Regions from separate parts of the Homo sapiens genome. Here all the other regions are linked to region 2. Evidence: chromatin contacts called from ENCODE Hi-C or POLR2A ChIA-PET data. All regions are on one chromosome and are shown on one strand. Each heading gives the region's core, a stretch centred on a gene start or an enhancer-like site at or near the end of the contact. The rest is flanking DNA. Distances are from core to core; before and after follow the strand shown. Region 1 holds the start of UNCX (UNC homeobox). Region 2 holds the start of ELFN1 (extracellular leucine rich repeat and fibronectin type III domain containing 1). Region 3 overlaps MAD1L1 (mitotic arrest deficient 1 like 1).

Evidence for each region. Hi-C counts contacts between places; a loop is a spot of excess contacts on that map. ChIA-PET counts read pairs that join two places held with the same protein, here RNA polymerase II (POLR2A). Pooled maps may share reads with other maps.
Region 1: a loop to region 2 is called in a map with no recorded cell type, with 6 times the contacts of the local background. The contact joins the promoter of UNCX here to the promoter of ELFN1 in region 2. A Hi-C loop is called at or near these places in 4 of 37 single-sample maps with no recorded cell type and 8 of 50 pooled maps. POLR2A ChIA-PET finds 5 or more read pairs at or near these places in 1 of 52 experiments (WTC11).
Region 3: a map of posterior cingulate gyrus shows a loop between it and region 2 (2.3-fold over the local background). The contact joins the enhancer-like site here to the promoter of ELFN1 in region 2. A Hi-C loop is called at or near these places in 1 of 168 maps with a recorded cell type or tissue (posterior cingulate gyrus) and 4 of 50 pooled maps. POLR2A ChIA-PET finds 5 or more read pairs at or near these places in 1 of 52 experiments (BJ).

What each region holds. Positions count from the first base shown.
Region 1 is chr7:1,231,304-1,235,580 of GRCh38, forward strand. UNCX (UNC homeobox) reads left to right here and starts at 1,569. Exons shown (of 3, transcript NM_001080461.3): 1 at 1,569-1,988; 2 at 2,217-2,392. The coding sequence starts at 1,715. RefSeq lists enhancers at 2,574-3,118, 3,291-4,119.
Region 2 is chr7:1,667,571-1,671,969 of GRCh38, forward strand. ELFN1 (extracellular leucine rich repeat and fibronectin type III domain containing 1) reads left to right here and starts at 2,707. Exons shown (of 4, transcript NM_001128636.4): 1 at 2,707-2,784. RefSeq lists enhancers at 1,431-2,138, 2,139-2,845, 2,846-3,552, 3,553-4,259.
Region 3 is chr7:2,118,154-2,122,837 of GRCh38, forward strand. The region is part of intron 11 of MAD1L1 (mitotic arrest deficient 1 like 1); the gene reads right to left. Among named protein-coding and RNA genes, the nearest start is that of SNORA114, 31 kb to the left of the region's middle. Within about 2 kb of position 2,143, at least 4 of the 41 ENCODE cell types and tissues checked have a DNase peak (open chromatin) inside an H3K27ac peak, as active enhancers do.

The DNA.
Region 1 (4,277 bases), core at 319-2,818, 440 kb before region 2:
CTTCAGTTAGGAACAGGGCCAGACTGTGGGTCCAGTCGCAGGGACAGGCAGTCGTGTGGCAGGACGGGGTGGCCTTGCGCCCGCCAACCCAAGCATTCCCCTCCTGAGCGTTTCCGGCACCCCCCACCCTCCCCGGCCCAGGCACGGGCACCTGACCCGGAGGGACGCAGAGATGCGCACGGTCCCGGCCTGCCCTTCCCTCTCACGCGGGCTAGGGCTTGGAGGCCTGGCCCAAGTCACTTACTTACACCCAAAGCCAACTGGTCTGTCACTTTGCCCTGGGGTGGTGGTGGCTCCGCAGACTGGCCCAGCCCAGGCCGGAGCTCTCCTCCTCTCTTCCCCGCCCTGGGCTGGCCGAGGCTCGGGGCACTCACTGCTGGAGAGGTGGCCCTAACCCAACTAGTCCAGCACTGGGGTCCCGCAGCCAAATGCGACCACCCCACTGACAAACTTTTTTACAAAGGAGAGAGATGGACCGACATCCCCTCATTTCTTTCCTTGCTGCCCACAATCCTGATTTGCTGCTTATTTAAGAATATATCCTTTAGTGATTTAGCTTTGAGTCTATCAATATTTTATAGCAGAGAAGGGAGTGACACTTCTCTGAGAACATAATTTAATTATAATAAATGGGTTGGGTGCTTCAGCCCCATCCTTCAGAGGCCGAGTCAGAGCGGATGTATTTATCTTTATTCGAGCGTGTAAGGGGGTGGGGGCGGATCGGCCCCACCCCAAAGTTACTTTTCCCCTCCTGTCCCCATCCCTCTCTCCTCCTCTGCGCCCGGGCTTTATGGGGATGGGGGTCGGGGAGCCTCCGCAGCCCCCCCCACCTCTGTCTTTGTAGATAGGGCGACTGCCAGTCAATCAGAGAGGGCATTAGTTACGCCTCTTTATTGACAGGGTGCTACATTCTGTAGTTCTTCTCTTTCGGGATCGCCCTCCTCCTCCTCCTCCTCCTCCTTCCTCCTCTCCCGCCGCCTGCAGCCGGAGAGGAGGAGATGAGAAGCCTTGTAGTTTTAAATTCAATGTGACAGTTTCGGAAAAGCGGATGATGAATCTCCTATTATTGGATCAGTCTATTTGCCGCTCAATGTCTCTCTGTAATTGGAGCAACATCACTTTAAAGGTTCAGAGAGTACAGCATTTCTGGTGAAAAATCCCCACAACACGGCGCTGAATGTTTTAAAGGGAAATCTATTAGTGATTTGCGGAGGGGCGGGGAGGCGGCGGCTGGCGGGAGGCGCGGGCTCGGGGCCGGCCCCGAGTGAAGTGGGGGGCTAGCTGGGGGCCCCTGCCCCGGGCCCAGGCACCAGCCCGCGCCTGCCCGGCCCTGGGCGGCCCCTCCCTCCCTCCCTCCCTCCCTCCGGCTCCCCCCGCCCCCAGCCCGTCTTGTTGTGACAGTTCCTGATACTGTTTATTGAGGTGCATGTCAGGTATAATTAGCAATCGATATGGAAAACGTTTCCCTGCACCCAGCACGCCTCTGACGTCAGAGCCGATTAGCGCTTCTTATTGGTCCCAAATTCCCCGGGCCGCGGCTAATTATCGGGAGCTTGATGTTGATAAGTAAAGCGCCGGAGTGCGGGCGAAGCATGTGTGGGGCTCCGGGTCCCTGTCTCCGCCGCCGCCGCCCGCGCCTCCCGCCGCTGGCCCGCCCCGGCCCCGGCCCGCGCCCCCGCGCCCCGCCACCGGCCCCGCCGGCCCCCCGCGCGAGATGATGGACGGCCGCCTCCTGGAACACCCGCATGCCCAGTTCGGGGGCTCGCTGGGCGGCGTGGTGGGCTTCCCCTACCCGCTGGGCCACCACCACGTGTACGAGCTGGCCGGGCACCAGCTGCAGTCGGCCGCCGCCGCCGCCTCGGTGCCCTTCTCCATCGACGGCCTGCTCGGGGGCTCGTGCGCCGCCGCCGCCTCGGTGGTCAACCCCACGCCGCTGCTGCCAGCCGCCTGCGGGGTCGGCGGGGACGGCCAGCCCTTCAAGCTGTCAGGTAGGCGCGGCGGGCGGGAGGGCGGGGAGGAGTGCGGCTGGGGGCGGGGGCCCTGGTCCGGCCGAGGCGCTGGGGGGCCCGGGGCTGGCGAAGGAGAGCCGGCTCCTAGGCGGCCGTCTCTGCGCCCCCCCCCCCGGATCCAGGCGGCCAGCGGGTAGCGGGAGGGAGGGGTGGGGGTCGGGCCTGGGCCGGTGGCTGAGCCGCGCTGCGTCCTGTGACTGCCCGCAGACTCGGGGGACCCGGACAAGGAGAGCCCGGGCTGCAAGCGGCGGCGCACCCGCACCAACTTCACCGGCTGGCAGCTGGAGGAGCTGGAGAAGGCGTTCAACGAGAGCCACTATCCCGACGTGTTCATGCGCGAGGCGCTGGCGCTGCGCCTAGACCTGGTCGAGTCCCGAGTTCAGGTAAAGACCCGGCGTCGCTCCCGGATCTGCCATCCGGACCCCAGGCTCTGGGCGCGCCGGGACGCCTTTGTTCCAGGTGGCGAGATATCGTCCCCTTGCCGCGGGCCCGCTTCGCGCTCGCCTGCTGGGGAAGAGTGGAGGGGTGGGGGTTCTGGGGCTCGGCCCCTCACGGACAGCGGGGTGGGTAACTGCCCCCCAAAAGCCTGGGCGGCTTGAGAAGGGCCGGCGGCAGCACCCGAGTCACCAGAACAGCGGCTGCGTCCGAACCGGGAAGCGGCGTGGTGGGTTGGCGGAGGCCGGGCCAAGTGAGGTCTCCAGGCAGGGGCGAGGAGGGGAGGAGGGGCCGGCTTGGCTCCGACCCGGAGGAGAGAGGGAAGGGGACCCCCCCCCGCCCCCGCACCGCCTCAACCTTCCGCGCGAGGCTCTGTCACCCAGCCTGGAGCGAACGAGTCTGTTTACCTTGCGCCTGCAAAATATTCAGATGGAAACATGTATTTATTCATCGCTTTGCAGAAGGGAACAGCTGAGGAAGGGGAGGCAGAAGCTTAAACAGTTAACACATTGAGAAAGTGGGAGAAAAAAAGGTGTCTGAATTTTTAATAATAACCCCGGTCTCATCTTTTTCTTACGACTGTTTTCCCGTAAATTTGCTATCATTTGGAGATGGCTGATGGTATTGTTTTAAAAATACAGTGTCAGCTTGGTGGATTAAAAATTCCAAGATGATTTGTGCATAATTAAATGTTTCCCTGGAGCAAAGAAATCCTCTTTTTCTGCGGTGGGTGCGGTGTGGGGTCCAGGTCTGTGGTGCGGTGTGCGGTTGTGGGTGCTAGGCGTTGAGGCAGACGCTGGCAAAACGCCTGTTTATCACCAATAGCTTTGTCTAAAAAGGTGTGTTTGTCCTGCGCTTGGACCTCCTCTCATGACCTCTTCTGCTTGGAAATCCTTTCATCCAATTTGTTCTAAGTGTCTTAAGTGAAGTCAAGACCCCTCCATGTCTCCCCTAATACGATAATGACTAATTCTTACAGGCAAGGCAGTCCGGAATTCGCACCAAAAAAAAAAAAAAAAAAAGTTTAAAGAAGGAAAAGGCGGTTACAGCGTTGGGGGAGGGCTCGGCTTCATGCTGGAGACCTCCCCATGGACAAGGCTCCCTGCGACAAGGCTGGGCCTGCTATTGTGCAAGTCTCTGTGTGGCCGCGACAAAGAATCCGTATTAACGCGCCCTCCTGGGGAGGGCAGGACTGCCCGAGCTTCCGCGGGGCTCAGACGGATTTGACTGTGTGTGTTTGGTGGCTGGCGGTTGAGTGAGGGTGTAGCGCTGCCGTCCCCGGATGTCCTGTGTGGCTCCCCAGGACAAGGACTGCAGAGAGGATGGAAGAGACGCGATGGGCCCAGCCTCTCCTTCCGGCCTGGTGGTCGCCTCTTGCCTCCCCACCTGCCTTGGCCGGTGGCCCAGGCCAAGGACCGCAGGTTTGGGAAGGCTCCGTTGGCGCCCTGGCCCAGGGTTTGCGGAAAGAAGGCTGTGTTAGCTGTGCCCTGGGAGGGAGGCTGCAGAGGCCCACCCAAGTACGGCTCCCCAGGCCCTTCCGGACGAGAAGCACCCATATTTCCCTTCAAGGGATTCCGCCCCCACCCCCGAAATGTGGGCTTTGACACAGTCTCCAAGGGGCCGAAGACAGGTGTGGAGGGCGGCTGTGGCTCAGCGGTCCAACGGCAGGATGGTCAGCGCCAGGCCGGGCGGGCTGCTTAGAACACGAGCCGTGAGCGGCCAGGAAGGGTGAACAGGGGCCTTGCTCTCTAGCCTCCGGACCAGGAACCCGACGCTCTCCGTCCGGGGCCAGACCGGCCCCCCAAGTAAGGGGCGGCTCCCAGGTCCCCGAGG
Region 2 (4,399 bases), core at 1,457-3,956:
AGCCTGAGTGGATTTGAGGATCTGGGGGACGGGGAATACGGAGTCCTTCTTCCTGCCTCGGTGTCTGCAGAGCCCAGCCCTCAGGCAGCGTGGGGATCTTTGTCCCCAGGGCCAGCGCCGGCCCCGCCCCCCGCCCCGTTAACTCCGGGACTCCGCCGCCCTCCAGGTTCCAACCTCCCAGCTTCACCGCCGCGTCCTCTCCCCGGTTCTGGGTCTGGGGGAGGGGCAGGGGGCGTGGAGCGCGGCGTTGGGCCCCGGACAGATGTCCTCGCGGCGGCGGCGCCGGCGTCCGGGTAACAGCAGGCCGCCAATCGGCGCGGCCACGGGGGAGGGGCGACCCGGCCGGGACTCCGGGGACTCGGTCGCAGCCGGACGGCGCAGCCTCCGCTCGGGGTGGGGGGGGGGGGCGGCCGCGAGGACTCGACCCCTGCCGTGCAGCCCGGCCTCCAGTCCTCTGCCGTCCCCTCCCCCAGCTCCAGGTTTCGCTCTCTGCTGGGGTCCTGGCTCCTCAGGTTGCGGGATCTCGCCTCCCACGGCCCCGCGCGCGTACCCCTACCCGCCCCTCAAGTTGACCTCTGAGGTTCTCCGTGGATCTCAGACCCCGAGTGACCGCAGAACTGACCTCTGGGGTCAGGCAGTACCGGTCAAGGGCGCTCTGAAGAGGCCCTCGGCCTCAGTTTGCACCCCGAGGAAATGGACTCATCATGCCTGCTCCTGGGAAGTAGCAGGACGTCCTGGCGCGGCTCCTCCGGGCAGGCGCCCAGCACAGCGCAGGGCACACGGGGGACACCTGCGAAGGCAAAGGAGGCTCATTCCAGAGCTTCGGCTGCACTTGGCCAGCACAGGCCTGGGGGAACCTGCTGGAAATGGGGATCCAGTACCTCTCTTGGGGTTTATGTTTGGCAGGCGGAGTGGATAGGCTGGGGCCCGGAGCCCGGTGGTCATCTTCTGCACAAGGCTGGCCAGGCCAGAAGCTGGAGGGTAGCTTACTGGGACCTTCCAAGCGTGACCAAGGAAGCTCTGGGGGCCGACCAGCTTCTCCCTAGTGGAGCTGCAGCTGGGGAGACCTCACAGACAGGCAGGGAGGAGAGGGTGCCCCGCTCACCGCCGGCCTCGTTCCACAGGCCCAGGCCTGGCACATCCCAGGCTTGCAGTATCTATCTGGTGGGTAAACAAGGACCTGCTCTTGGCCTGCGGCCTGGCTCTGACCGTGGTCCAGGTCGGGGCAGAGGGAGAAAGGCCACAGCTTAGGTGTTCCAAACCACCGGTGCCCTTCCTGCCGGCCCCTGGGGCTGTGCTGGGTTTCCAGGGCCCCTGCCCCCCAGTATTTGCATGAAATCGTGGGGGCGCACTGGCTTTCGTCCTAGCACTCCCCTTCAAGGCTCTGCACCCCTATCACGGGAGCCCCACCCAGCCAGCCGAAGGAGGCCACAAGCTCTAAATTACTAAATTCGGGCCAGTGCTGGGGGCCTGGGAGCCAAGGCAGCTCAGAGCCCACTCTCCGATTCTGGCTCCTGGAGAACCCTAGGACCCGGGCGTGTCAGGCCCTGCAGCCGGGCTAGGCCGGTCCATACAGGACTGAACGGCGTCGTGGGCGTTCATTCACATTCCCTCTCCGGTCCCCACACACTATAGGATTTATCTTGATTTGCTGCCTTTGAATTGAGTCAACTCTTTTGTATGCTCGTTGAATTGCCCAGCTGCTGGCGGCGAGCGGAGAGCGTGCCGGGGGTACTGAGGCCGGGAACCAGAGGCGGGCGGGGGACAGGAAGCGGGGAGGGGGCGCCGGCGGGGACGCGCGGGCTGCGCGGGGACTGGAGAGGGTCCCCAGGCGCCGGCCGTTCTGCGAACGCGGGCTTGTCCAGGCACCGCCGGGGCCTGCCCGGCCCGAGCGTGGAGTCCCGAGGCTCCTGCCGGGGGTCCAGGCTGCCCCTGGGGCTCTGCCTTCGACGCGCTGTGTAGGGCCAGATTCTGGGCCTCTCTTGACTCAGTTTCCCTTCCTGTAACATGCGGACGGGGGCTTCCGCACAGGCAGGTTGTCAGGGTGAAACTGAGCCGAAGAGTGCTCCAGAACCCCCTGAAGTCCTCACAGAGGTTGGGGTGAATGAAGGAAGGAAGCGGGGCCAGGGCTGGGCAGAGGAGGCCCGGCCTGCGCCCTGCGTTCTCCGCCCCTAGGTCCCTGCCCTCCCGGATAAGGGGCGGACCGACGGGAGGACCTGAGAACGCCTTGGCTTTGCTTGAGGTGGTGGGAGTCGCGGGTAGCTTGTTCAGCCAACAGCTGTCGCCCCCACTCCCCCCACCCACCCACCCACCCCCTCCACCTTTTAGATGTGGGCGGGGAGGGCCGGGGACGGACCGCGAGGACGCCCCCTGCGCTTTCTAGGACCTCCCCTCCTTCCCCAGCCCCTGCGCGTCGCCGGGAGAGGGAAGGAGCGGGTTGCCGCGGGGAGCCGAGGAGAGCAGGGGGCTCGGGAGGCCAGGGAGAGAAGGGGAGGGCCAGAGGCTCCGAGCCGGACTCGCGGCGGAGGAAGAGGGGGTGGAAGGGAGCGCGCAGGCGGGCGAGGGAGCGAGGGAGGGAGAGAAGGAGGGAGGGAGGGAGGGAAGGGGGGCGGGAGGGGGCAGGGCGAGCTTGAATTCCCCCCCGGCCGCGCGGCGAGGGGCGGGGCCGCGCGCGCAGATCGATGGGCGAAGCTGGGGAGGAATTTCAATCCCGGGAGCGAAGTTAGAGCTTGAAGGACGGCGGCGGCTGCGGGCGCAGCCCCGGAACCGAGGCCGGGCGGGCAGGTAAGCGGCGAGCGCGGCCGGGCGCTGAACCTGGGGGACTTGGGACCCGGACCACCCCCGGGGAGCGGCGCGGCCAAGCCCCCCGCCACCTCGAACCCCGGGCGTCCCCGAGTGCGCAGCGTGCGCCCCCAGCCCCTGCTGCGCCCCCAGGCCTGGCGCGCGATCCGAGCGCAGCGGGCAAAGTTGGAGGAACTTGGCGGCGGCGGAGCGGGCGCAGGCTCAGCCCGACAAAGCCCGGGGGCCCGGGTCGGGGTCGCTGCCGCAGCCCGCACGCTGCCCCGTGCCTCCGAGAGGTCCCTTCCCCAGCGCCTCTCTCCCTTCCGTCCCCCTTCGCCGTCCGCACCCTGCCCGGCGCCCCCCAGACGCGGCCCCCTGCCCTTCCCTTCCCGGAAATTAGGGGGCTGTCCTCACCTCCTGGCCGAGTCGCTGACCCCTCCCCAGGCTCGCATCGCCCTCCCTGCTGGGCCGCCCTCCCCCCGACGCTGCGAGCCTCCTCGCTCCGCGCGGGGACCGTCCAGTCACGCACGGGGAGGGGTCACATTCCTCGGTCCCAGCCCCTGAGTCCAACCACTGGCGGGGGGGTGGGGTGGGGGGCTTCGCTCCGAACTGAACTTACTGGGTGCTTTCCACCCCTCGCCCCACCTGGAGTCCATCCTCGTCCTCGTCCCTCTGGGGGCTGGGAGGAGGCTGCCAAGCCTCCGTGCCCCAACCTGCCTCTAAAGACAAGCGCCCCCATTTCCATCCTTTGAAACCTGCAGGTCACCTGCTTGATGCTGAGGGTGGGGCGGGGGGCACTGCCTGCCGTACCGCACACCGCCCCCCCCCCCATAAAAACGACACCCTCTGAGATGAAAATCCGGCTTTTCCAGGTCTCAGCTGTGTGACCTTGGGGCAGGTGAATCTCAGAGCCTCAGTTTCCACACCTGTGAAATGGGGCTAGGATGATCATGCCTTCTGAAAAAAACGAAGGCTTAGCAGAAAGGGTCGAGGCCGGCCGAGCCAGGTGTGCACGTCCTCAAAAAGCCTCCGTGCCAGCACTTTCCCTTCCTGCACACCCGGAGTGGGGCCTCTTTGGACCCTGGCTTGGGCTGGCTGCCTCTGCCGCTCATTCCCTCGATTGGGCTAAGGGCTGTGCGGAGAGCCTGGGGACAGAAGCTGTGGAGGGACCGGGAGCCAGGAGCAGATGTAAATGGCAAATCTCCCCATATTGCCTCTCTCAGGGGCTGCCCCCTAGAGAGGCCCCCAGCCTCCAAAGAGGTCCAGCTTGCACCCAGCCTTGGGGGAAACCCCATTGGGTTGGGCATAGGTTGCTTGAAAAGCATCAACATGCTCCTCTTCTCTGCCTGGCTGGCCCCCTGGCCTCCTGCCCCCTGGGTCCCTGCCCCTGCCACCTTTTAATTGAACAAGCATTGAGAAGACTGGCTTACAGGTCCCAGCCCAGGTTTGCGCCCCACTCCACCAAAGCAGGGGGACAAACTCCAGGGGGCCGTGTGTGGGAGGGGGTCACCCCCTCACCTGGATTTGAGGGGGTTTGGAGCCCAGCCAGGACCCCAGCACTTGGGTCCCTCATTTTCCTGGGCATACGGTGGTCAGGGAGTTCTGATCCCCACCCCTA
Region 3 (4,684 bases), core at 893-3,392, 450 kb after region 2:
CCTGACCACAATGCCGGACGCTGTGCTGCCAGGGGTGCCACTCAGCCACAGCCTGTCAGACCCTCCACTGGAGTGGATGGGGCAGCATCCAGGGCACAGTGCCAGCCCTGCTCTGGGGGCTCCTCTGCAGAACGGGGCCTGAGCCTGACACACGCAGGACGTGGTTGGCGGTCACAGATCTACACGGCACACTGTGCAGGTGAACCCTCCCTCCTGACCAGCAGGACCTCCCCCTGTGCTGCCATCAGGCTCCCAGAAGCAGGAGGTCAGCCCTGAGTGGTGTGTCAGAGCCACGGGAGCTTGGCCGTGTGGGCGCGGTGAGCACACAGGGGTCTGCCCAGCATCCGTAGTGCGTGGCATGAACGCGGCAAGATACACACTACTCAACACACTGGGCCAGCATTTTCTCCCCAGCAAGCACTATCAAGGCTGTTGTTGGTGACAGGCCCTCGATGTCCAAGTTCCCTGGGGCAGGTGACGGAAGTGAAGGAACAGGGCCGTCCCTCCCAGCCCCTGCCCACATACTGCTGCCCACACACTGCCTCCATGGCAGGTTCATGCCGCCAAGGAGCAGGCTCGGCTCACAGTCTTCCTTCCGGATAAGGGGCTACCACCAGCTAAGCACATCCCTCCAAAAGCCACGTCATATCTCACAGGCATTTCACAGGTGACGTGAGGCACGCGCAGACACGTCCCTAGCATTCCACAGCCGTCTGGGTCACAGCCTGCTCTCAGAGGAGAAGCCACCCCGCGATTGTGCCTCCCGTCTCTCTCCTTGACCTGCAGTGCAGACCTGGAGCTGAGACGTCCTCCATCAAGGCCAAAAGCTCCACACGCCCAGCTGCCTGGGCTCGCCCCAGCCTCCAGCCCCACGTGACGGTCTGCCTCCCAGACCCCTGCGCGGACAAGCAGGAGCGGCTGGGCTCGAGCTCCAGGGCTTCAGGGTGACTGCTGCCCGGTGCTCTTGGTGAAGCCGTGTTTCCACAAAGCAAGAAGGTTCAGGCCAGGCAGCCTGGACTCCTGCTGTGTTTCATCTACTGTGACATTTCTCCTGTCCCAGTGCCCTCCTCTCCCTCTCCATTATCCCCCCAAAACAAGTGACCAAAGGAGTGCCCCGCCCCTGGTTCACAGACATGAGAAGCTCCCAGGCCATGGCTCTCCGCAGCGCCTTCCCTATCGCATCTCCATCACCCACCCTTTCTGACAGTGGCCCACATGGTTTAGGACGGGGTGAGAGTCCTCCATCTCCCACCCAGATGCGATGAGCAGGAGCTGTCGTGGGGCGCACACTCTCTGTAGCTGGCCAAAGCTGGACGACGCCACAAGAGCAGCTCTTTACATCCTCCTGGCCCTGTGCAAGTTGACCCCAGGCAGCTCTCAGGTCCCGACTGTGGGGACAGCACGTGCCCGAGCTCTGACCCACATGCAGACATCAGAGGCCTCCAAGCCCTTGACTTAGTGGCAGGTGGGCTACAGCTGCAGGACAGAGGGCTGGAGCTCTGGAGGGTAACCTGTGCTGAGTGACAATGCACCCCGAAACCCAGAGTGCTCCTGAGGAGGGAGAGCCTGCCAGTCCAGCAGGGGACCCCTCAGCACAGTCCTGGCTGCACCCATACAGCTCACACAGATGGCAGCCACACACGTCCCACGACAACTGTTCCAGACCCCTAGGCTCTTTCCTGCTGGCTCCTCGCTGGGGTCCAGGACTCTGATCTGGGATCTCCCCTCCTTCCAAGCATCCAACCAGGAGCTCCTTATTCCCTGAAAGCCGCCCTCAGCATCCTCCTCACTCCACCTCCTCCCAGCATGCGCCCAAGGCATCCCTAGCAATGCCCCAGGTGGAGGAGCCCCAGTTCATGCTCTCCATCCTCAGATCAGGCCCTCCAGCTCTCCCTGGGGACCAGGTGGCACCTGCCTTTTCACTCCTCCAAATGAAGTGGAGCCTCCTGCAGTCCCACGCCCCACACTGGGTCTATGGTAAGGCCACCTCCCCCTCTCTTGGCCCTCTCCACCTGCTGGCTTTGCCCAACACAGTCTCCCTTCCCCAGTTGCCTGTCCTTCAGGACCATTCCTTACAGACTGGCTGCGGCGTGTGCTTACCCCAACAGCCCCGCCTGTATGTTACAGCAAATGGCACCTCCTAAAGTCTGACCCAGCTCAACACCCGCCACCACTTCCTCCCAGCTGATAACGAAGGCTGCGCTGCAGCAGCCTCTGCCTCCACAGCCAGCACCACCTTCTGAGAAAGCCTAGGACTGGCCGCCACACCCTGGAGAGCCTGGGGGCGCAGCCTTGGGGTCACCACCCTGCAATCTGCACGGCTTCCAGAGCCTGGCACAGGGAGGAGGCACTCGCAGTGCAGGAACCAAGCGGAAGCCCCACACCCAGGGCGCTGCCTTCTGCCAGACTCCCCGTGCCCCCACGGGTCTGACTCTTGCCCACCCCACCCAGAGGCTTCCTCAGAGCCAGGAACTGTGTCTTCTGTTGCTCTGTTTCCCCAACAACACAAAACCAAGGCGTTTCAGAAACATAATAATTATCTGAGAGTATCACTTCGAGAGAGACTTGTAAACAAGAGTATATGCCAAGAAAGACAGGGGGTGCGGGACAGGAGGCGGGAGGCAGCCTGCGAGCCCCCATGGGAGGAACTCGGGGGACAGCAGGGCCTCAGGAGCTGCTTCCGTTTCCAAGGCTGCAGGCAGGGATCAGAAAAGGATCCCAACAGGCTGGTGTGGCCTCCAGGGCGGGGCGAGGAAGGTCTTCACCCCTGCACCTGCTCTAGGGCAGGCGCAGACCTGACGTGGGGAGGCCCAGCAAGGAAGACAGGCGGCTGCCATCACAGCACAGGTGGACTCGAGGGAGATGGGCCCAAGTGGAGTCGCACGGTGACGGCAGGGCTCCTGCAGAGGCACACCAGCCCCAGCCGCAAGGACACTCCCGGCGCAGGCTCCCAGGGCAGGCGCCCCGCCACAGCATTCACCAGGACGAGCTGGACCAGGTGGCTCTGGGGCCCTTCCCGCCTGAGGCCTCACGATCTGAGTCTCCACTCACTGGTGAGCCCCATTTCCATGTGAGGTGTAGGCGCTGGGTGCTGCCAAGAGGACAAGCCCAGATGCGGCTCCTCCGCCTCTCCCAACCTCTGTTCAGCGTCAGAGCGAGGCTCTGCACCAGGCCCCCAGCACCTGCCAGGCACCGTGGGGACAGGCAGGGATGAGGGAGGCTGCGGATACGCCACACACACTCGGTCCAGCTGGAGCCTCCCGGGCAGTGGCAGGCACGACCTCACAGCCCCCACGGGAGGGTCGTTAACAGAGTCCCGGTGGCCAGAGGTGTACCACCAGGCAGGTGCTCACTGACACTGTCCCCATGGGTCAGGCTTCATTAGAAACCACAGACCTCAGAATAACAGGCCTCTGGGCTCCTGGGAGGGAGTGGGGCAGGACTATGCTGCAGATCACGGCATCCTGGAAATGTTGCCAGCAGGAGGCCGCTTGGGCCCAGAGCCAAGGTGGCCAAACTCAGCCTCCAGCACTAGAGCCTGGGGGCCAGGAGTCCTCGAGGGTTGGGTGGGGAGGGAAAGGTCACACCTTTCTACGAGCCTGATGATGTCCCACCTCCCTCGCAGGCCTGTGAGGTCTGTCTCACTGTCCCTCCAGACGGTGAGGTGTGTCTGCCTCGCTCTCCACCCTCTCCAGCACCGGGCAGGGGCTGGCACAGCAGGAACACAGACCCGTGCAGCAGCCAGATGTGGGGACACGTGGACACCTGAGGGACCGGCAAAGGCGCACAGAAGGGCTAGAGAGCCAAGACGCACCAAGACACTGGGGAAAAGACCCTGGGTGTTAAAAGTAGCTTCTGGGGTGGGGAGGGGGAGACTGGAGGGACAGAGGAACTCTTGGGAAAAGGCCTTGAGTTTTAAAAGTGTCTTCCTGGCTTGTCTGGAGGGACAAGCAGAACTGCCACTGTCTCATGTCATCCACAGAAAAGCCATCACCAAGAGAGGTCGGAGCAGTGGCCACCCCGCATGTGGCCAGAGGGCTGGGACAGAGGAAACCCGCGGGGGCTGGAGAAATGCTCAGACTGCCCGCGTCAGACCTGTCCACCTCGTGTGCCTTGCCTAATCTCATACCTCAAAGTGTCTTAAAATATTATCTAGCACCTTGATAACTGTTACTTAAAACAGCCAATCCCTGGCTGGGTGCAGTGGTTCACGCTTGTAATCCTAAAAGTTTAGTAGGCCGAGGCAGGCAGATCACCTGAGGTTGGGAGTTCGAGACCAGCCTAACACGGACAAACCCCGTTACTACTAAAAATACAAAATCAGCCAGGTCCCAGCTACTCGGGAGGCTGAGGCAGGGGAATCACTTGAACCCGGGAGGCGGAGGTTGCCATGAGCCAAAATCAGGCCACTTCACTCCAGCCTGGGCGACAGAGCGAGACTCTGTTTCAAAAAAAAAAACAGCCAATCACCAGGTCCCAGAATCACAAACCAGGGAGTTGACGCTGGCCTGCTCCAGGCAGGTGAGACTCAGGCAGGAAGGATGCAGCCTTGGTCCAAGCAGCTGGCAAGTCAGCCCCAGTGCCAGAGCCACGACTGCCACCTGTGCAGGTGCACGGGTGAAGGGTTGCTAAAGCTCACCCCCAGGCGCAGCTGGGAAGTCAAGGCGCAGGATCTGTCCAGAGC